Linked DNA regions of Mus musculus: regions 1 and 2 are each linked to region 3. The links are chromatin loops, found by intact Hi-C in ENCODE. Cell type or tissue: left cerebral cortex. All regions are shown on one strand.

What was found. Hi-C counts contacts between places; a loop is a spot of excess contacts. Peaks named below come from ENCODE experiments on the same cell type or tissue, not always from the same donor. Only the 100,000 strongest peaks of a DNase experiment are listed, where the experiment ranks them.
Region 1: it touches region 3 in a loop (4-fold over the local background); 2 of 42 quality-filtered maps call a loop at or near these places.
Region 2: it touches region 3 in a loop (7-fold over the local background); 11 of 42 quality-filtered maps call a loop at or near these places.

What each region holds. Positions count from the first base shown.
Region 1 is chr13:78,159,484-78,167,483 of GRCm38, forward strand. It overlaps Fam172a (family with sequence similarity 172, member A), which reads left to right. Exons shown (of 10, transcript NM_001163419.1): 10 at 4,030-6,757. The coding sequence ends at 4,172. All of the region lies in intron 2 of Gm38604 (a long non-coding RNA gene), which reads right to left. Among named protein-coding and RNA genes, the nearest start is that of 3110006O06Rik, 7.8 kb to the right of the region's middle. In left cerebral cortex, a CTCF peak has its summit at 3,662; a DNase peak (open chromatin) is centred at 3,694; H3K4me3 peaks cover 1,747 bases; H3K27ac peaks cover 1,471 bases.
Region 2 is chr13:78,177,298-78,185,297 of GRCm38, forward strand. It overlaps Gm38604 (a long non-coding RNA gene), which reads right to left and starts at 1,665. Exons shown (of 3, transcript XR_873690.3): 1 at 210-1,665. 3110006O06Rik (a long non-coding RNA gene) reads left to right here. Exons shown (of 2, transcript XR_003950646.1): 2 at 1,654-5,676. In left cerebral cortex, a CTCF peak has its summit at 4,389; no DNase peak of the experiment used is centred here; H3K4me3 peaks cover 2,327 bases; H3K27ac peaks cover 2,632 bases.
Region 3 is chr13:77,041,770-77,049,769 of GRCm38, forward strand. It overlaps Slf1 (SMC5-SMC6 complex localization factor 1), which reads right to left. Exons shown (of 21, transcript NM_134071.3): 18 at 7,318-7,448; 19 at 5,341-5,433; 20 at 4,753-4,935; 21 at 1,319-2,261. The coding sequence ends at 1,780. Among named protein-coding and RNA genes, the nearest start is that of Slf1, 90 kb to the right of the region's middle. In left cerebral cortex, a CTCF peak has its summit at 3,794 (motif pointing right); DNase peaks (open chromatin) are centred at 3,809, 4,838, 5,660, 5,950 and 1 more place; H3K4me3 peaks cover 1,017 bases; H3K27ac peaks cover 2,021 bases.

The DNA of each region.
Region 1 (8,000 bases), 1.1 Mb after region 3:
GCAGATTCTGAGATTGAATTCAGGTCTCCTTAAAGACAGAGCCATTTCTCCAGCCCCCTATTTTTGACTTTTTAAAACAAATACTAGGGAAAAAAGTGGGTTACAACTTCAAAACAGTATACATCTGCCAAAATATTTTTGACCAAGATTTTTGCAGCTACATCAGTATTGCATTTATATGTGTTTCTACAGAGGGGGGAAAAAACATGCATTAAGGTCACGTGAACAAGAATATAGGCTGGTATCTTAGTTTCCCTTTTTTTCCCAAATAAGAGCAACCTGATGAAAAAAAGGCTTGTTTTATTGGCTCATAAGCATGCACTCACATGCACATACCCAGACACATGCTTACACATTATTTGAAAATAAATATTTTAAGTGGCCATTCTTTGAGCACTATTTTTGCAGGTTTTCATATTAATTTATCAAAATATTCAGTGGAATTTTTTAAGGTTTATTTTCATTTCATTTATGTGTATGGGTGTTTGCCTGAATTTATTTCTGCACTGCACGTCCCACAAAAGCCAGAATAGGGTGTTATATTCACTACAGCTTGAATTACTGGTGGTTGTTAGCTACCATGTGGGTCCTGGGAAAAGAACCTCAGTCCTCTGCAAGAGCAACAGTGTGCTTAACAGCTAATCCAATTCTCTAACCCCACTGATGTGTGCAAACCAAGACTGACATGACTGTAGTTATGTATCTTCCAAATGCTACTTATGAATGTTAAAAATTCACTTTCAGTGATAGGAGGATGACTCCATTGATAAAATGCTTGCCTTTCAACCAAAAGAGCCTGAGTTTCATCACCAGAACACACATAAAAGAAAGTCAGACATGATGGCATGCACTTGTAATCCCAGCACTGGAAGGGCAGAGTGAGACAGGCAGAGCCATGGAATTCAGCAGCTGGCCAGCTTACCCCAAGGCCAATGAAAGACCTGGTCTCAAAAACAAAACAAAACAAAACAAAGCAAATGAGAGTGCCTGAGAAAGAACCCCCAAGGCCCTTCTCTGCCTTCACATGCACACACACAATCTTGCATACACATGAACACATGCACAATGACCACTTCCAAAACTTAAGAATTTCTTAAATTAAAAAAGTTTTTGGATAATTTCATACATGTACTTCCAAATTTTCATACATGAGTGTTTTGTTCACAGCATTTCCACCCATCTTTCCTCCCATTCCAACTCCTTCCATGTTACCCCCTTATCCTCAAATTTTGACTTCTTCTTTATTATTGCTGCATGGATGTGTGTATAGAGGCTGTCAAGACATCTAGTACTGCTTGAATGTACACATGCATGTATTTGTGAGTGTGTGTGTGTGTGTGTGTGTGTGTGTGTGCTTGGAACTGAATAACTTAGCAAGGGCATGCCCCAGTGGAAGACAGATTTTTCACCCTATTTCAGCAGTCACTAATTGCCTGTAACTCTATATCTAAGATGTTATATTTTCTAATAAAATTTTATATTACACTTCAGTGTATAATTTACCAACTTTACTTTGGAAAGAATTCTTTGTTCCCTGCCCTAACTCGGTTACCTAATGTAGGTAATTCAGCTGGCAACCTGCTTTACTTACTGATTGTCCCTCTTCTGATAAAAGCATAAAATCTAATTATTTCATCTTTATTTGCAAGAGTAGATGCTCAGAACAACTGCATGTACCCAGTTCTCCTTTGCACAATGGTCTTTTCAGAGCAAGACTGCTCGTGCAGAGAGTTGTCATAAGCCAAAACCAAAAAGAATTTTGGAGTGATTTTTATCATCAAGGACATTTGTTCATCCTTCAGAAAGATTGTCACTAGGGAAGTGGGGGATAAAATTGCTTGAGCCCATTGACTCAAAGTCTCTCCAGAGTCATAGACTGAATTGGTTTTTAAGGAGTAAGAGGAACTGTGAGAGGAGACTCCCACGACCTTTACAAATTGATCCTCACCTGGTCACCACTGGCAGGTGTAGCTGATCTTATGGACAAATGGTAGATGTGAGCAGGTTAGGATATGGGAAGGAAAGACAGCTAATACTGGGGGACACTCGGTGCTTAGGAATAGCTGTTGCATCTGAGGATGGTCATTCAAAAAGAACAAATACGGATTAACTAGTCTGTCATCAGGAGTGCAATTTGATACTTGGTACTGAGCTGAAAGCAGATTGTAGACCATACAGAAAAAGACAAACTCTTCGTAAACCTTCCCAGAGACAGGGCCTTCTTCTAGAAATATTCATGACATTTACTTGAAATAGACATGTTTGAGGATGTCTAGAACTGTACACTTGTGTTTTAAGAATATAATTCCCTCCAAATTCAAAGGAATCCATGGTGGGCATCGTTTGACAAACTTAGTAAAACAAAATACAATAATGGTATCAACATGTTTCATGTGTTTTAAAGAACTTGTAATTTTGCACACATACTGGTGAAGTCCGACTTTTTCCTAAGAATTCTGTTAAGAATTATTAGAATTTATTCAGGCCCTTTAAGACTTACCAGTGAAACACCTACTCACCAATTCCTTCCACTGAATAAATTGAATTTTTCCAGAAATGTGTAAGCAAATAGAGAAATGACCTCATTTTTCAGTGTAGATACAGTGCTATAGGAGGCTCTGTCTCCAGAGGATGACTTCAATATTGGATCTTAGTTCCAAGAACAAGTTCACAAGGCCAGAGAAGAGGGGGCGAAGACATCATTGTGAAGGGCACCTGGCAAGAAATGAGTTCTCCAGTAGGGACAGCTCCCACAGCTAAGTCACATGCACAAACTTGTAGCTTTCTGCTCTCTGGCCAACCAAGTGCAGCCATAGCATCTTTATTGTTATATCTCCCAGATTGTGATACTGTCACAAAGCTGTTGCTAGGCAACAAATGTGGTTACCAGGTCTCAGCGAATAGCTGAAGGGGGAAGGCAAAGTGTTGCACCATTGTAGAGTAACCATAGCAATGACCTACTATTACAGACTAAAGAATTATCATTAACAATGTTAAAGTATCAGAGGCCCTGAATTCAGAGACTTCCAAGCAGATTCTGCATAATTGAGTGATTGCAGTTGAGATTTCAACTGTTTCCTAATGTCTATGAGGGAGGATTTGTAATTATTTTTATTTTAATTAAAAAATTGATTATGAAGTTATTGGTTAAATTATATATGCTATCACAAATATTTTTTTTCTTAAGCCCATATTATTTCTTCGTGTATTCCCATGCCTACATGCTACCTGCTTCCTTTTTCACAAACTAAAGGTTCCATTTGGTTTGAAGAATAGTGTATAATATTCAACCCAATATTAAAACCACAGAGAGAAACTGTAGTAAAATAACCTGGTAAATTGAAAATCTAACGTTTTTCTGAATTCCCCGACTGAAGAGGGGGCCTAAATGCTCTTTCAGTGGTTCTGCTTTGAAACAGGGTTTGTCTGGCTTTTCTAGATTTGTTCTAAAATCTGTAAAGCATGTGGCCCGCCTAGGATACTTTCAAGGCCCCTGGTCTCCTTTTGAATCCGTCCTTTCATTAAATATCTCCAGTGATTTGATCCCAGTGACCTCACTGAGACAGTCGTGTCCAACATCAGAGACTAGGACAGGCCAGAAAAAGAACTATTCCCCCCCATTCTGCCTGGGAAGCCAAGACACCGAGGCGCTCCGGGGTGGGTGTGGTGGAATCGGGATCCTGCACGCTGGGGAAACCAATCCCAGGCCTGGAGAGGTGGGTGGTTTCTGGGCGGGAGAGGGAGTGGCCCTTCCCGCTGAGCTACTGGATTGGCCCTGAGGGCCTCGGGGCCCCAGGAGCTCCGGGCCGTAACTCTGGGGCCCCGGGAGCAAGTTTTAGCCCGGCGAGGAAGGGCGGGGGTGGGGGCGCGCTAGGTGGCGCGCCCCGGGGACACCAGGGACAGGCGGAACCTGGGCGGGTGAGCGGGAGGCGAGCTCGCCGGCGGCGGTGCAGTCGCCTGGAGGGTGGGCTCCTCGCCTCCGGCCACACACCCGTGCGACCCCTCGTAACCCGGTGTGTGTTTCCGCAGGCACCGACCGTCACGAGCTCACTTCCTGGAAGAGCTTCCCGTCTATCTTCAAGTTCTTCGCGGAAGCCTCGGAGGCCAAGAGCAGCTCGCAGAAGCCGGCCCTGACGCGGCGCTCGCACCGGATCAAGCACGAGGAGCTGTGAGCGCGCAGCCGCCCGCCCGCCGCCCGTAGCCTCCTGGCCCCCATTAGATTGCTTTCTTTCTCCAGCGCAGGGTCGTGATGTGTCCGTCTAAATAGCGTTTTGCATTATTTCTAGATGAGTGCAACTGTCAAAGCAATATGGCTTCAGCGGCCGAGTTGCCTGCGGCTGAGCCGGGCCTCGCACTGTGGGCCCCGGCGACCGAGGCTGAAAGCGCCGGGAGTGCCAGCGCCGGGCGCTCCTAATTGCCCGGCTGATCCGCGGGCGCGGCTGGCCGAGCGGCGTCTGCGCGGTCCTACCGCCCGCTGCAGCGCGGTCGCCGCTGCCCAGCCTCAATTGTGCCCATTTTTAATCCCCTTTAAACCCAGCAAGCTTTTATTCTAAACCTCAAACTTGATTTTAACCAGGTTTTTTCCTCAGGTCATCTAATGAGCCTCTGTCTTTTACACAAAGCCACACACTCGAGTCCTAAAAATGCCAACTTTAAATTCAGAACATGATGGACTATGTAGTTTGGGGAGTACAAGTTCTTTCTCCCTATAACGACTTATTTTCACTTCAACCCCCCCCCCCAAAAAAAAAAAAACTGTACATGAAGTACCGAATCCGAATCCTCATTTGTGCCCAGTTGAACTCCAGTCTTTATGTCTCTGATTTCAGGAGGGAATGTCGAAAGGAAAATATAAACAGATCTTTTAGATGTAGGTATAAGTCTCCATGTTCAGTGAATTTTCCAGTTACTTATAAGAACTGACCTTACTATTAAAATATATAACACGATGTGTGCGCCAATGCAGGGTGATGGTGGTGGCTGTTGATCCTTACAACCTGTACTTTCACCTTTCTTGTAGCGTGCCCTGTCAGATGCAGGACTTTTTTACTATCATCAAGAAAATAAAACTACATAACCTCTTTCTTCCAAAAGTCCAAGTAGGGTTAATGTGCTTCAGTTTTCATCTGCAGTAGGAAAAGAGAGGCGTAGTGTGAATGGGTTGCTCTTTTGAGGCCAAAATGTTTACTGTTCTCTTCCTGTGATAGGGCGCTGCCCTGTAATTCCAACAGTAAGGCCAACGCGGAAGATAAAATAAGTTGACATTTTACTGGCTTTTGAATTAAAGCATTAGACATTAATTACTTGAAATTTTTAATTAGTGAAGGTTATATCCAGTGCATGGTGAGATTGTGATTTAATACATCCATCCTTTTTAAAATGAATGCAATAAGTAATTTGTCTACCTTGTTTGAGACCTTGAGACAGTATAAGCAAAATGAGTCTGAGTTGCTAATGACAGGGAAGAAAACCTGAGCTCAGCCACCTCATGAGGAATACTCTCATCCCATGAACTGATTTTAGCAAGGTTTAAACTGGTAACATGTCATGCTCTTTGCACATGCATACATTCAGTAATTCTGTAAGGACAGTAAAGTCCTCAGTGCCATGGCTGGGCATCTCCTGACATTACTTAGGCAGAAGTACCTTAGGAAAAACCAAAATGGGGCTTTCTCCAGCTTTTGGGCAGTTTAAATATGTTACTCCAACAGTGTCAAGCACATTGAACTGTCATAGTGGCCCTTTACATTTCTGCTTTTAGAAGGATTGGTGAACTCTGTGAAAATAATATCTTTCCAGTTACTGGGCTTGAAACACTGGTGTGCATTGATTATATTTTACCAAATGTTATAAATTGTCTGGTGTTTTCAGTATGTGAAAATGTTCACAAGAAAGTGAGTTTGCAACATGTAGAGGTTGGAAAAACCTATGCAGGGCTAAATTTGCTAGACTTCTGCAGCTAAATTAAAGCAGAGTTAAAGTGCTCAGCTTATGAACCAAACAAAAGTATCCTGCTCCTGCCCTCCGGGTTCCTCTCTGCAACTCTTAAACCTTATTCAGAGAAAGTCTCTGTTTCCTTGGGATGAGTACTTTACTGTCACTGGATTGTAACCTTGTCTTCTGTCTAGCAGAGAGCTATTTACAAAGTTACATTTTGTAAATGTCTGTTACTACTTTTGAATCTGTGCTATAGCAACCCAGAGGGAGCCAGGCGCAGCACCCCAGATCACCAGCTGATGAGTGACAAATGATTCTTTACAATGTAGGATTTCTTGACCTGTTGATTGGGTTGCTGTTGGTATATGTGTAAGGATGTTATTCACCTCAGCTTTCTTGGGATAACAACAAGCACTTGGCAGTACCCTGCCTACAGGGAGGCCAGGGTTAATATTTCTCATCTGGCCTTCTCCCTATTTTTATTCTAGGCACACAGTGGTAGAAAGGTAAGGTGTGAGCTTTTTTAAAAATAAATCTTATACTTAGTTCTTAAAGTAAATAGATGGAAAGAGACATAAATTGGAAATTCAAAATAGTCTGATTCAAGCTTTGGAGCTTTTTCGGGTACCTAACACACAGTCCTTGGAAGTCATCATGGATGTTTGCTAGACCATCTACGTGTAATAATTGTTCTTTTCTCACAATTCTGCCTTGTGCTTCCTGAAATGCATTTTTGTTTGTTTATATGTCAAAAATAATAAAGTGTGGACCTCCTATAATCTTGTTTACCATTTTAAAATAAAATTTTCCAACAAAGCAACTGTGTCTTCTGTCTTCCTCCTCAGTTCGTTTTTCACCAACTGCACAGAGGCTGTTAAGACTGAAAGCTAGCCGGGTGACTGGGCCAGGGCCACCAGTATTATAAGACATAATATTACTGCTACTACTGATGTAAGGCAATATCCTAACTTCAGTTGAGTCACAAGCTCACATATATCTTGTAGGTAACATTTTTACCACATATCCTCAATATACAAATACCTTCTTAGCAAGGAAATTAGAAAACTTGTCTTCAAATGTTTTATAAAATAAACAGTACTGTACATTTCCAAAGGGAGCTTGGTAAGTTGCTCCCCAACTACTGCTAGCAAAGCTCCACAAAGTGTGTTCCGCTCCAAACTACCTTGTTTACATTTATGCTACAGCTAGCTATTCCTTCCTAAACCTTGCACTCCTTTGAGAGGTTGGGTGACAGAGTGTGTTAACTAAATTAGCACTGCTAATAAACTAGATTTTTTTTCATGTTTCACTGTATTGCCTAGAGTTCCAATCCAAACATGTGAATCCCACATGTTGTAATCAGTGTATAGATTGGCTAACTGATAGGTTCTTGTTGGAAGCTATACTCTGAATTCATTTAAGAAAGCCTGCTATTAAGTAATTTTCACAGTGTAAATTTTCACAGTAATTTTTTGAAAACTTTTCTCATGTGGGGAGAGGTTTAAAAAACATGAGATATTTATATTTTTGAAATATGGGTGGCAAAAAGGGAGATAATTGTGGTGACTACTTAAATGCTCTCTAGCATAATATTATAAAATAGAAAACTCTAAGACATATGAGACATACTCCTTTCAAAAACTGCAATACTTTCCTTCCCTGTATAAAATGACTGAGGAGGAATCTCTTAAATTGTTCACCTTCCTTTTATCTAATGTTCTATTAGTCTCCAAAAAGGAAAAAAAAATAATAATAAGTTTGGGCCTGGGAGAGGGGTTTTTAATCAACACTTCACAGAGCTTAAAACTATCCCGCCTAAAGCGTTAGCTTTGTGAGATGATTTTAAATTCAAACCACTGCAACTGCCATCACTGTACTCGAAGAATGGACACCAACTGGAATTTTGGGGCGGGGGGGGGGGGAGATAGCATAAAGTGCATTAAGAGAGGTCCAGGAATAGAAGTAGTTATCAAAGCATTCCAGCATTTATCTTGAAATCTGCATATTTTATGGGACAATGGTAGTTTTAAACCTCACACTTAGAAGGGATGGATGTTGATTTA
Region 2 (8,000 bases), 1.1 Mb after region 3:
TTTAATTTGTTATTTGCTGTGTAAAACAGCCACATCAAGAATAATAGCATCAGAAACAAAATGCTAAATATGTTCATTATAATATTTCTTCAGGTTAAATTATTTACAGAAAAATATGCAACAACAGCAACAAAATAACCACAACATATCCAACAAACTAAACCAGTAAATAGAGATGATTTCAGAACTAAGCTAGAAAAAGTCTATACCAGTTGTTCAAAGTCTCCTCGTTTCTTATCCCTGGAAATATGTCAGATTCTGAGGATGGATTGTAGAGTCCATTCATAGTCTCTGTTCTTTTTTCTCTACCTCCCTGCAGTTCAAGGGAAGTGTCAGAAACGGCTTGCCTCTGGATATGCACAAAAATCTAAGTGTGTGTGTGTGTGTGTGTGTGTGTGTGTGTGTGTGTGTGTATGTGTGTATGTGTGTGTGTGTGATGTTAAATAGCACATTTCTCCCATCAAGATCTTCTTAAACATGGAAGCTTCTCCTACACAGGGTACCCAGCTGTTTAATTTAACATTGATTTATTGCTTTTAAAAGTAAATTTACACACATGCCAGCAGCGCTCCGTTTTGTTTCCCCAGACTCTGAGATTTATTTTCTACTTAGCGCTTGTCTGACAAAACAATGTCCTTTAACTTTATTACACATCGATGAGGAAATCTGTCTTATTTTTGCTCAGATTTATTGCTGTGTTACTAGTGGGGACATTTGTGATCCAAAAAGGCTGAGGTCCAAAAATAAGTAGAAAATTAAGCAGAGTTGAGCACAAAATGGTAGAAAACAACAACTACTACTACTACTGCTGCTGCTGCTACTACTACTACTACTATTACTACTACTACTATTAAGAATTTGGCCCAACATACACCAACTTGCTGAGCAAAGTCAAAAGGAGGACTAAGGTCCCTATTAAGTCAAGTAACCAAGCAAGGGAAGACATTATTTTAGTGGACACTGTTTGGAGGGGGAGTAGTTGAATCTGAGCCCTGTGATATCACTAGGTTGTTAGTTAAAATGTCTGACATTATAGTGCAGGGATCTTCCTCTGTGTGACTCCCCATCCATGGCCACCTTACCTCCACGAAGAACTGCCAGCTATCACATTTGGATGATGACTGAGCCCAAGGGAAAGAGATGGACTTTGAAGCAGCTTTTGTGGAAACACTTCATCTACATTTGGGTTTTCTTTAGTCCCCAATAGAAAGGCCACTTTCTTCTTTTCACTGATAAACTGTCTTTGTGTCCTTTGCTTCACACACTTTTAAAACTTCTCCCATCAGTTCTTCTGCTCTTACAGATAACAACAACAAACAAATGTGAGTTCAAATCTACTTTAAACGTTTTTGTTTTTGTTTTTGTTTTTGTTTTTTTCCTCTCTAAAGCATGGTCTTCCATAGCTAAGGTTGGGAATGGACATAACAATAGTGTCTCTAAATGTGATGAAGTGGGCTTTGAAGAAATCTTCCTGTGAGATAAGGTTTTCTTGGCCACTGTGATTTCTCACAGAGATATCTAATATCAATTTACAGGCTTTCCAGTGAGAAATTAGGATGCTGTATCTTTTCTGTAAAAAAATCAAGATGTGACCAGATTTGCTATGAGGATCACGGAGAACTTTTTTAAGATGTCCCTGTCTTTTCTTTCCAGATATAGCATCTTTCAGGATCCTTGGGTGAGATCCCGACTCCTCTGCGGCTGCTCCAGTCACTGAGTACACAAAAACATGCTAACATGTTGGCTGCAGTATTTTTTTTCCAACCCAAAAAGATTTTTTTTAAAAAAGTGAATGGCTCACACTACTGACACACAAGACATGTTTAGCCAGGCGCTTCCAACTTAACACGAAATAAAAAGAAAGAAAAATGAAAAAAAGAAAAAAATACCTACAAGGGGGAGAAGAACTGTGAAACACTGAAAATTCTATTCATATTAGGATGCCCCTCACCCATTTGCCCTTGAAAAGGGGTCCTGTCACTCAGAAAGAACTGTTTCTTCAACGTCCCCCCACCCCACCCCGGCACCAACACACCAGCGGGCCCTGCTCGGCCGTGCGGCTCTGGCCCACTCCGCAGCCCTCCCCGCGCCGCACACACAGTTTCTTCCAAGTGCTGGAGAGATGGGAGATGCAGCTTCTCCTTGGCTGAGCCAGACGGGAACTTCTCACCCCGGCCCAACCCTGGGACCGCTGAGGGCCGGGCAGTTCTTTTTATGGTGGCTATCAGGCACCCTGGCTGCAGCCCCTCCCGGTTGCGGGACAGCGACCCTGCGCGCGCTCGCTCGTCACGTGCCTGATTTCCGAGCCCCCGCAGGGCCCTTTGTTAAGCACCGCCGTCCCCTTCCAGGGCTGGAGCCGAGAGGCGAGACCCAGAAGGATGAACCAACTGGACAATCCTGCAACCCTGGTTTTGCTTCGGCTCCTAGGAAGGCCCTGAAACTCGTTGGGTGGGTGCCCCGAAGCACTTAACAAATCAAGATTCCCAGCCATTTAGAGGAAGCTACTTGGGCCACCTCCAAAGTTTTGAACCAAAGGCACAAAGGAGCTAGGGGCCCAGTGGAGGGCGAGCCTCTGCGCACTGGGCATAACCATTGGGCCGACTTCCCTCCGTTCCATTCCACCCTCAATTCTCCCACCGCAGTCCTGTACAAGGCTCAACGACTCAGTGGATGGGAGTGTGTGTTTAAAGTGTGTGGTAGGTGCATGTGTGTGTAACCAGGTGGAAATTTCAAAGGATATATCCGACACATACAGAAGATGGGCCTTGAGCAAATGAACTGTCAGAGAGTTTAAGTGACTTGCATGGGTGGAAAGAGAGGGTCAGGTCTGCTCTGAGTGGAACATCTGCACAACATTCTAGCAGCTTACTCAACAACAACAACAAAAAATCTAGCCATTTACTGTAGAAAAAATAATAATAAAAAAGGCACTAATGATTATGGTTCCCACCCCTTCCCCCAAAAGGCCAAATCCTAATGAAATAATTCAAAGGTAGGCCCCACTTCCTAATAGTGGAATTAAACAACAACAAAAAGAACCCAAGAAAAAGAACTTCCCAACCTAGCCTTCCTAAGAGCCTGGGAACCTTGCTGAGGAACTAGGTAAACAGAAGATGAGCGAGTTTCTTTTGCGCTGAGGCCATGAAGCTGGCTTTACATATAGTTCCGCCTGGATACACAATTAAATTACAGTAAATTCCTCTTTAAATAGTAAAATATGGAATGCTCTTCAGAATTCAAATGTCTAGGGTTAAGTAGTTTTAAAGGTAGGTTTGAAATGGCTTGTGTGGAGAAGCAACCTTTAAGCCCTAAAACTATTATAAATATGCTAATTATCTGGGTGTCAGTTTATCTCTCCATATTTCTTTCTAAAATGAGGAAAGCATTCATAAAAAGCTACTTGGCACACTTTATTTTTGGAAAGCAGATGTTAATTTTTTCACGTATCATTTTATGACCAAGTACATGTGTAACATTGGAAGGCATCCAGAACGCCTCTATTATTTGCTAAATGACTGTTAGTTGAAACATATTATTCTCGGCCTAACTACGATATAGGTTATATCAATAAAGTAAACATCTGTTTTTTTTTTAATGGAGGGGGGGCATGAAGAGTTAAAAACGACAGAAGAAGGAAAAAAAGAGTTTGGGAAAGAAGACGCACCTGTGCTGTAGAAAATGGGATATTTATATTGTTCTGTGCAAAACAAAGTCTCCCAATCGGGCACTCGGGGATATTTACATGGCGGGAGATAAAGTTGAAAGCCTTTCCCGGCGTGCCAAATGGGATTCTCCCTGAGGCCTTCTGCGTGGTAAGATAACAGGTACTGAGCGCTCCTGGCGGCTGGGGCCTTCTCCTGCCGCCCCGCCCTCCCCCTCCTCTTTCCCCCCACCTCCAGCTCCCGCCCCAGGCCAGCGGGGCTCGGAATTCCCAGGCACCACGGAAATTTCAGCGGGGTTCCCAGCCGAGAAGTACGCTCCGGAAGCGTCCTCATTTGCCCTGCGTCGCTCGAGGACGCCGGCGCCCAGGATAAGCCAGTGGCGTGATAATTAATGGAATACAATATTTATGGCCCAATGTATTGACTCCGAGGCAAGTACGCCGCGTAGACAGTCCGTGGGGGTCTGGCAAACAGGGGGCGAGTGAGCAAACATAATGACCGGAGTACTTATGTCTATCGGGTTTGCTCACTTAAATCCGAGGTATGTAACATCATGATAAATATTAATATACACCTGCACAGCCCCTCAGCAACGCCATCCTAAACTCTCCCTTCCTGAGTGCTGCCCTTTACAAAAAGGCCAGAGAGGAGGGCTTTAACATAAAATGCTGCAAATATGAAAAATAGGTCACCAATAAAATTGGTCTCAGCATGGAGTGTAATTGCAACAAAGTGCCGCCGAGTAAAATCGAGGAGTGAGCTGGCTGAGGCGGCACAGTCGCGAACCATCTGGTGTGTATTAAAAGCGGTGCTGTAAATATTGCTGAGAGCTAATGCATTATCGGCTTCTATAAGTGCACACGGCCTGTAAGCTTTCCATATGTTAGAACATGTAGATCGGATGGGAGCAAGGAAAGGTGTTCTATCAATCACCAGCTTCGGAAACATCGGGTTTTGCCACTTTTGATGGAATTTTGGCCAAAACGTGTCAAATGTACATCTCCATTATCTGCCCCTCCCAGCAGCCCCTTCCTCTTGCCGCAGCTCTTCTTTCTCATTTTCTCTAGCTTCTCTCCTGCTCCCATCTTCCACCCCCCCCCCCTTTTCTTACTTTCCACGGGGATAGGGCAGGCACTGCTGACGTCACTTCATAGCAGTAAAAGAGAGTAACTGAGAGAGAAAGAGAGAGAGAGCGAGAGAGAGAGAGAGAGAGAGAGAGAGAGAGAGAGAGAGAGAGAGAGAGAGAATCATGTGTTTTTCATCAGTGCTAAATTTTTGCCTTATTCATAGAAACGAGCCTCCCAGCATGGGTACTCCTTCTGTTCTGAAGCTAGTAACCGTCACCACTCCCTTTTGTGGGGTGGTCCACAAGGTGGGGCGCAGAGTAGTCCTGTGCAGGGGTCTAGTGACAGAACCAGCTCTTTCGGATGAAACCAGGGGAAAATGAGATTCAAAGAGCACTTCTAGGGACGATTTCGCACCACAACGTCCAAGCAACCTCTACAAGCCGGCTGGAGGGCTCCTGGCTACAATGCAGTTTTGGTTTGCACCCAGGAACTTCCTTTTTCTAACTCGTCCCTCCATAACCCACCCCCCTACTGAATTGCCACACACAACATAGCTAATAATTTTCCCTGTCACATTACTTTTCTGGGGGAAGCAGCTCAAGTCTTCTCTTTCCTGATGATACCCCTTATTTAAGCGGTTACTATAATTACAACCTCGTCTCTTCTGAATCCCCCCCCCCCCCGCCTCATATTACTCAGCTACAAGTTTTGTTTTTCTTTCTTAAGTCCACTGGTAGGAACTACCTCTATTGCGTCTATGCTGTCCCGCAGAGATCACTTTTTCCCAGTTGGCCTGGTCTCTCTCATTATTTCTACTTCTTGCCATGCACCTCTTTCCCTCCTTTCCCTCTCACCTGTACACTCAGAACAAACCTGAGACTTCAGTGTGGGTAAACCTGTCGGCCATGACAATCCAGGCTCAATCAGCAAATAAATAAAATTCTTACTTTCTTGGTTTTTGGCTGCGGGCTGCGTTCCCCTCCGGCGGTAGCCTCCTGTAATTATAGGAGCTATATTTCTTCCCTGGGAGACATTCGAGGGGATTTTTAGTTGGAAGTTTGTTTCTGCTGAGTTACTTTGGATCCTGGACCAGGGACTCACAGTGGCCAGGACCAAGAGGCTCTGAGTGAAGTGCAGATTGAGACATATCCAGTTTCTTCTAACAGGATCATTTCATGTGGGAGGTTGGACACAAAGTTTGCACTGGCTCGTGACTAGCATTCTAGTGAGAGACGTGCATATTTTAAAACAACAAAGCAGGCTGGAAAGAAGGCTCAGGGGAGGGGGGGGGGAAGCTGGAAAGAAGTTACTAAGTGACAAACATCTGTCAACATGGGATAACTTGTATACTCCAGTGTGCAAAGCTATCTGGCCAGCTCTATGAAGTTCAAGGAACAGAATGTGGGATAGTCCAGTGGATACATATTTGTCTCTGGGAGACCTAGTAATTTTTTTTAAAGACCCTACCCCTTAAGTAAAAGGACAATTAAAACTGCACAAGTGAGTATAATTTTACAATTATGCTTTCCTGAATTAATACTGTTCGAATCTCTGAAACTGTTGAAAAATGTACTTTACCTTAAAACGATGGGCAGGGAATAGAAACTAATAAGCAGGGTGTCTAGGATACCAAACCGAGCAGAAGAAAGGAGAGAGACAAAGCTCAAGCGGCCCATGTGCTGGGTCCCAGCTATCTGTAACCAGCAAACTGTAAAGCACAGGTTTCCACACAACATGTGTGTTGGGAGCAAAACGCATCAGCATCCTTCCTTCAACAAGGAGGGATGGCAAAGCAGTTCCAGGGGATTTTCTCTTTTATTTAAACCTGGACTTTCAACAAGAGTGTTATGCATTTTCAGAGAAAAACAATAACAGTAACAAAAAATAAAGTTATTAAAAGATGATGAAAAATACTGGTAGGCGTCTCTCTCACCACACACACACACACACACACACACACACACACACGACCTCTTAACAATCATATAAAAGTTTAGGCTCCAGCGTCTACTGAGAAATCTTTTTCTCTTCCCTCTTCCAGCTCTGAAGACAAAAGGAGAAAGGGCCCAGTGGTGAGAGGGATATCTCTGTTAGTTGTCAGCATAGGTCCATGGGTTAGGAATGCTAATGAGCCTCTTGGCCAGCTCAAGACTTGGTTCTTGCTTTCTCACACACTGATGCTCACACACACTGGGGTCCTGCAAGCTGGCTGACAGGCACACAGACAGAGCATCCTGCCCGACTGCCTCTCTGGCCTTTTTCCTCTGAGCCCAGAGATCGATCGCTGACCCCATCATTAGGCCAAAGCTTTATTTATCTGGCTGTGCAATGATATTATCAGCCTTAAATGTTATATACAGCAAATGTCTTCCTAAATCAACACAATAGGTTAGTTTGCAGAGACTAGCTTGGTCTGTCTTAAAGAAACCCCTAGATATTCTCTCTCTCTCTCTCTCTCTCTCTCTCTCTCTCTCTCTCTCTCTCTCTCACACACACACACACACACACACACACAAACACACACACACACTCTCCCCCTCTTCTCTTCTCTTCTCTTCTCCACAATTGGGGGGTATTTTATAGTCTAGACTTGGGGATTTGATCCCTTGCTGTCAGCCGGTTAGATGAGGCCTTAGCAGTTTGGAAGACGTTTAGACATCATTATTTAGCTATCACTAAGATTCCCATCAGGGGTTCTCTTGTCCGCAGGATCCGACTGCCTAGATCCACTCTATTCTACATGATCCGGATTTCTCCAATTCGGATAGAAATGAAAGCAAGGGGTGGGGATTCCGATGTGCAACCTTCCACCGTGTTAATTGTTTTCTTTCCTCTCAATTACATTCATAAACCTATTTTCTGCATTGCATGTTATTTCTTTGTGCTTCAAAATTGAAACCACGTGCAGTCTTTTCCCCTCAACACACAGAATAAATGCATTGCCTCCTCCCCCAACCCATCACGTTACTATTTACATTTTGGTTACTCTGTGATCGGCCCCAGAAGGAGAAATTGGCCAATTGGAACTAGGTGAGGCTTTGTCAGAGTATCTCTCAAATCCAAATCTCTGGTCCCCATCTCCAGAAAGGACTCCACCTTTTACTCCCTATTCTCCACCTACCTCAGGTTGTTGAAGCTTTCATGGCGGAGAGTTAGCAGGGAGAACTTCCGAGAAGAAAGGCTACCCAGCAACTTTGGGTCTGTTCCACCCACTGTCCACTCCACCCTTCGCTCTCCAGCCATTTGGTGTCAGTAGCAGTCACCTCTGTTA
Region 3 (8,000 bases):
GGGAGGGGATGGAGGAGATGAACAGAGGGTCAGAAAATTAAAAAGAGGTGTGTAGCAATGGGGGATGGGGAATTGGGGGTAGCAACCAGAAAGTCCCAGATGACAGGAAAGCAAGAACCTCCTAGGACCCTATGGGGATGATATTAGCTGAAATACACAACAAAGGGCAGTGGGAAGAGAACCTGTTGAGACCATATCCAGAGATTAGGCATGGCCTCCAGGTTGAGGGATGGGTCTTACACGCGTTCACGCGACCGGCCAGGAAGAACGCAACAAACCGGAATCTTCTGCGGCAAAACTTTATTGCTTACATCTTCAGGAGCAAGAGTGCAAGAGAGCAAGAGCTCTATTGCTTACATCTTTAGGAGCCAGAGCGCAAGAGCGCTAGAGTGCAAGAGCCAGAGCAAGAGAGAGAATGGCGAAACCCCGTCCCTTTTAAGGAGAATTATCCTCCGCCTAGGACGTGCCACTCCCTGATTGGCTGCAGCCCATCGGCCAAGTTGTCGTCACGGGGAAGGCAGAGCACATGGGGTGGAAAACTACCCTTGGCACATGCGCAGATTATTTGTTTACCACTTAGAACACAGGATGTCAGTGCCATCTTGCAACGGCGAATGTGAGGGCGGCTTCCTACAGATGGGGCCACCCATCTATCTCCAAAATTTTAACCCAGAATTGCTCCTGTCCAAAGGAAATACAGGGACAAAGAGTGGAGCAGAGACTGAAGGAAAGGCCATCCAGAGACTGCCCCACCTTGGGATCCATCCCACATGCAGACACCAAACCCAGATACTATAGCTGATGCCAAGAAGTGCTTGCTGACAGGAGCCTGATACAGCTGTCTCCTGTGAGGCTCTGCCAGATCCTGACCAATACAGATGTGGATGTTTGCAGCCAACCATCAGACTGAGCACAGGGACCCCAATGGAGGAATTAGGGGAAGGACTGAAGGAGCTGAAGGGGCCTTATCTGGTATCAATGGGAGGAGAGGCTCTTGGTCCTGTGAAGGCTTGATGCCCTAATGTAGAGGAATGCTAAGGCTGGAGTGTGTGGGTGGGTGGGGGAGCTCCCTCATAGAAGCAGGGTAAGGGGGGATGGGATAGGGGGTTTGCAGAGGGGAAACCAGGAAAGGGCATAACATTTGAAATGTAAACAAATAAAATACCCAATTAAAAAAATTTTCAGTGTACATAAGTAGGCATTTAAATATATATACTCAAAGTGAACAAAATATAATATGATTTGATTTTATCAGAGAAAGGGTGTGTGTGGGTGTGAGTGTTTTTTTTTTTTTAAAACAACTAAAGACTATGAAACATAATTTAAAGTCCTAGAAAGGTTTATTTTAGAAACACAAAAAAGCAAATGCATCTTAAATATAAAGAACAAACAACTTTTACATGTATATAGAAGCACATTTGAATGAATATCCTTGCCATGATTTTCAGACCTGTAGCACTCAGAGGAAAGGACATTTTGACTTGAAAAAATATTTAAATTAATTTTCTATATATATAATATAAATAAATATTTGAAGAACAAATCTGTTTTTTAAAAATCAGTGAAACCATTTATACCGAACAAAACTACTTCATTTTCTTATTGTATGTTTCTGAGTTAAATCCTGAGCCCATATTTTAGATCTGTAGATGTTTTATAAGTGCTATGAAACTTTGCTGTCAGTGAGTAACTGAAATTAATATTTTTTCCATAAGCTATGGATATACTAAATGACAAAGCATGTTGCACGTTCAGACATCTGATTCATACTTTCTGGCATCATGACAGCTCTGTGATTGACTGACACATCATTTTCAGTGTCACCAGTAAGGCCTCAGTATGCACTCCAGGACATACATTTAGATTCTCAGGCAGCTCTTTAAGAACACTTGGGAGCTTCTTTAATGTCTTTATATTCCTAGCATAAACATCCAATAACCAGTCAGTATGTGCATTGCTGGCTTCTGTATCACTATTGCATGCCATAAGCAACTCATTTAGATGACCTAACCCTTTGAAAGCTAGAATAAATTCTGAGGACAAATCAAATATTGAACAAAAATTAATCAACATCCTACTAAGTAAAAACGAACCAAATTCAAGCTGTTGGTGGTAAAAATGTTTCTGTGTCTTAGCATGAAAGTTGTCCACTGTATCGTCTATATTTGTAATGGCAAATAGTTCTTCCTTGTCCTTAGGGGACAGCACATAATCCAAGGGCAACTCCCCCTTAGAGTTCCTCTGCTGTAAAAGTTCTGGGCCTGTGAAAAAGGAAATGTAAAATGTTAAGAGTAAAACACTTTTATTTTGCCAGGTTAACGGCTGCTTTCTTCCCCCACCTCAGTATAATAAAAGCCTTCCAGGATTCTGTTTATCATCATACTTGCTACTGATTAGCTGCCTACATATATTGTAATTGCCCATACAGACCAATAAAGGTGGGTTTACAAACTGAAAATTCTACTCAACTGACTAATGAATTCTGCTAAAACATAGTCTATATGATAAGTGAAAACAGTTTTTAAAACCTTCCCTGCTGCCAATTAAGAACAAGAAATCCAGTACTCTCAGAAGAAATTAATAAAACACATTAATTAGAACCTTAGGAAAAAAATAGTTTCTTTTCCATTACTGACTAACCACCTGGCAATGTGAAAACTATAAAGACCCTTCACAGATACAGTACAATTTGTATTTTATACTTCTAATGTTTACTGTTCACAAAGGCAAGGGAGTCATAAAAACTTCAAAGTTAATTTTCTAAATTGAACTCAATACTTGATCTATCAAACCAAAGCCGAAACCAAACCAAAACTGAAAAAGCCTGCTATAGTCAGAGTTAGTACTTGCAAAGTACTGAAATGCTCAGGACTCAAGTTCATCCTGAGTATTAGAGGATGACACAAGAAGTGAAAAGCAATGGTCCGTCCATAACAAGGTATAGAAGTGCTCTTTACTCTTATCAATCACAGCTTGTAACCCTTTGTGCAGTCACTCACAGAAATGTAAGCAGCAATATGAAAGTATGGTAGGATACATTATAACACATTGTACCGTCAGAAAGAATAGATTATTAAGCGCTAAAACTCTTAATGATGACTATAACCACAAATATAAAGGCTACATATATATAATTTGTGGGGAAAAAAGAAATTTCAAATGAAAGTTGTATTATCTATTATTTTGTTAACATCTTAAAACAAAAGAAAAATATTTTTCTTATTTCTGTTTGGAAAACATTACAAGTACCTGAAGTAAAGTTTAGCAATATATACTCTTGAAATTATTGCTAGCAAGACTGAAAGTCTTGAAATGAAGAGATTATAAAGCTGCCAGAGTGATAATGTCAAACCATATAAAGGTTCAAACCCAGAATCTGACTAGATAAGTCAACAAATAAACAACCTAGTACAAACAACAACAAAAACAACACAGATGTAATTTAGCCAGTGCACCTTGACAAACCTAAGTACAAGTTAGTTTTCTCTCCTAGATCAGAGACTAACCCACATATGACTCTGTTAGCTAAATCAGCACAGCTGATCTAATATCACACTATGCTAATCAGCTCGAATCCATTAAAGAATACTTCTGATATAATTTACATTATTTGATACAGAAATGAATATTGGCTTGCATGTCAGATTAAATCTTTGAGTACAAGAAAACAGAATACTTAATAGAAAAAAAAACATTGGGTTTATAAAACTAGTAGTATTTAAAAGAGAAGGTAGAAGAACTAAAAATACATCAATTATGAAACAGTGTTGGTAAAACAGACACACTTAGGCCTTTAGGGGGCAGGAGAAGACTATAAATAACCAAGTCTCTTAAGCCATCATGCAATATATCCAGGCTTTCTTAGATACTCATAGGGAAAAAAAAAGGGCACATGGAGAATATGCCTTTTGTTTTTATGCAGAATGAAATGCGTTATTTACAGTATAAAACACATCAAATTCTAAGTTAAAATTAACACAAACAAAACCAATAGTCACACAAATGTTTATGTTTTTCATATTACAAGCTAGTTATCAGGGTTTCGTTTTTAAAACACAAATTAGTCTGAATATTTTGAAGCAAAATTTTGTAATAGTTCAGATGCAGAAATGTTACTAAAAGGGGAGTTGCTGAAGATAAAAATGAATCAGAAAAAGCAGTATATGGGTATGAAGCTTAAGTTATCCTCTTCATAAAAGCCTTGTACTATATTTAACATGACCTGAAAATCCAGCTTCAACTTAGTTGATGGTAAATATAAATGAAAATATCTTAGGCTATCTTTTCCATACTCTATAAAGGAATGTCATATAAAGATAATATTAGCTTAGCCAGTTATACATATATACACACCACATACATATGTAATAAAAAATGGAAAACCGAAGTAGTCATAAGAAGCACTCAATCCACTTATTAACAAGCTTTCAGAAATTATCACTTCACAAAGATACCATATACATTAAGTTAAAGCAATATTTAAAACCAACAGCTTCAACTGCAAAAATATACTTTCATACATGAATGTTAATAGGTTTTAACAATATATATATTATAAAATGGTGCTTACAACAATTAATACAAGGTGTCTGTATTTAGGAGACATTTTGTCTTTACTTTCTCATTATATTTTATATAAAATAAAAGCACCTTTTCTTACAGACTTTTCAATATAAAATATTATCTGCCTCTGAGGAAGTCATCAAAAACCTAGATAATTTCCCGAAAGCCCTGTAACAGGAACGCACTCACCCCCACGCTGTAGAAGCAGCTTGCCAATCTCCACATGTCCGTTTGACAGCGCATCATGCAAAGGCGTCACCCCGTCCACTTGAGTGAGCAGATCCACCTCTGGACAACGCTGCAGAATTTCCTGGACACACTCCGTGTTGCCATAGTTGCAGGCTTCATGCAAAGGCGTCCAGCCAGCATTGTCTAAATTAGAAATTAAGGCAAGTTTTAAAACAGCAGAAGTACTGTTGGTTGCAAAGTATTGATATTCCACAAGTCCCCTCTATTACTCTGTAGGAGCTTCATATATGAAAAACAGCATTGGTGAAAACGAGCCCACTGTAATCATGTTTCTACTTAAAAATGAAAATAAATAAAAAGAAATTTTAAACATTAATATTGGAATATGACCAGAAAATTGCTTCTAAAATATTTTATATTATTAGCTCTAAATTATCACATAGTGAATTATTTCAGTTTGGCTAGTAACTATTTTAGAAATATTTTTAGTAAATTTAGTTAAATGATTTTTCTTAATACGATATAAAACTATTTTGTATAACAAATTGTACGATGCTGAAGGAGGACACAAAGACTTAGAGATCTTACCTTTAACATTGATGTCTATTCCTGGCAAAGACAGAAGGATAATCAATTTCTCCACTTGGTTTTTTATGCAAACTCTATGCAGAGCTGTTTCCCCTGACATAAAAAATTAATAGATTATTCCAGAGAAGACAAGATATCAACTAAAGAAAATAACAAAGGCCATGAACTAGAAGGTCTGGACCCATGCCAGACTGGTTTAAACATCTCTTGAATTAAAAACAAGAAAAGGAAGAAGGAGAGGTGGGGTGGGAGGAAGCCCAGTAGCCCAGAGCTTCTGCTCTGTCAGCAGCTCCGCAATGATTCTACAAGGGAAGCTCTACACAGCCATTGTCTCTCCCAGTTCAAGGTTAAAGCTTCAGTCCTGCTAGACAAACCCCAGATGACCAGACAACACCAGAAATACTTGGTTTGTAGCAATAAAAGTTTTAAAGTGCAACTGCCCTCTCTTAAATTTATTCATGAATCTACGCTAAAATGTATAGCTCTTTCTTATACAGCATTTATAGCTTAATTCAAATGAATGTTTCTAGCTAAGCACGAGTGCCTCTACATACTCAAGTACAATTCAGAACTTCAAATCCATTAACAGATGGCTTGCTGCTTCTCAATAGGCTGTCTGGCTTGGCTACAGCCGCACGGAGGGAGAAATGTAAGAATCTTAATATAAACACCACACACACACACACACACACACACACACACACACACACACACACACACACACACACACACACGCTGAAGAGTCCCTAAGTACCATTTAAAGCTGAACAGCAGCAGCACATAGAATGGCACAGTTTTTGATGGAGGACTGCAATAAATTGCTGTTGGTCAAAATTTCCAACTGCTGCTTGAACTAAGATTAATAAAATATAAGACATAATTTGACACTAAGGAAAATGGCTAAATACTTACCAATGACTACATAGGAAACAAAATGCATCATGGGCATTATTTGTTCCTGTTATATAAAATACTGGTAGCACATTTTTATACTACTCAATTTTACAGAGTATCTCTGCAACTTCTACTAAACATTTATTCTACATGCAAAGTTCTCCCCCATTTCTCAATTTTCTTTCTCTCCCAACTCCTGCTATTCAGCCTAAATTCATTCATATTCATTTTACTTCTGAACAATAAAACGAAGAAAAGAGACACTGATCTTTGAAGTGAATATCTGAATTGTCATCGAATAGTCTTCATATTTTGAGCTTCATGGGCTCATAATATAAATGTCTATCCCATGGAACAATTATAAAAGCTTTGCTGTCACTGTTTTCATGAGCTAATCCATAGCATGAGTTAATACATATGATATATTCTATAAACAGAATAACTTATAAACCTAGCAATTTAGTTTATCCAAGTAGAGCTCCCTTGTAGATAACATATTTTCAGGTTACAAGACATCTAAGTAAAAGGGGTGCGAGAGAAAATTATTACAGCACTATTCTTGGAATACAATCCATTAGGTACTTAGGCTGCTGTACAGTTAGAACCAAAAGCCAAACACATTTCTGTCTGGGCTCAGTGCCTAGAAGAAAGGAGCCCATATGCTTAACACAGCTATGTAACATAGCCTACTCCTCATTCTTTGTTCACAAAATGTCTATGACTGAAAAGAGATGAAGAATGAATTATACTTTCAAATCAGAAGACACTGATTCTAAGCAGCACAGGTTGATGTGGAATTGCAAAGTAAGAAGGGCAGGTCTGGAATGGGCTCAGGGAGCTCACAGCATCTGGAAAGGCAGGGTGAGAAAGGCAGGGCTAGTCTATTACATCAGCTACTAAATGACCACTTCTTCTGTATACAGAAGAGTTCAAGAAAATATTACATTATCCATTAAACTATTTCCTGGACTTAGTTCAATATTTAAGTTTAAACATTCATTAGGGCAAATGTGTGAGATTTCCAAATACTGACTACAAGGACAGAAAGTACTTAATATGAGTTAGTTCAGATACTTGGGGTACCTTTCAGATTAGTTTTATGAAAATTCATCTTTGTAACCAAAGATGGGCAATTCTCCTTGGAACATGACAATTCCTCTGACTTCTTTTTCAATTTTTTCAATGATGAGGAACATTTAGCACGGTTTAACTCTCTGAAAAGAAAGAAAACCAAGAAAAGCTTGTTTTTCAGTAAGTCATGCCAGCATACATAAGATAGTATTTTTCTTCCTTTAAAATGTATCCTGCTTTGAACTCATTCAATCATACTGCTTTCCAGCCTTTAGAGTAAAGTCAGCTACATGAGAACAAATTTTGATGCATTAATTTTTACTTTATTAGTCTATATCTCCAACTGCTCAGTAAAAAGGTAATGAGTGTAGAACGCTGGGCAAGGAGGAAACTAAGTAAATCAGATTTTGTAGAGGAAATAAAGCTGAAAGTTACATTAGAGTGCAGGCCTCCAGATTTCCCAATCAAGAAGTCTTTCATTTTCAGAAAGTATAGCATCTCATATGCATCTAAAACCTTATTTATACTACCTATAACAAAGTTGAACTTTCTGTTTCAGACAACATTCTTATGAAGACTTTATTAATAGTTTCATTTCTTTCAGGAAGCACTTAGTAGGAAGGAAGTATGGTCATTGTATTACAGTAAAAGAAAAGTGCTGATCTTATTTATTTATAGGTCCAAAATTGAGTTTT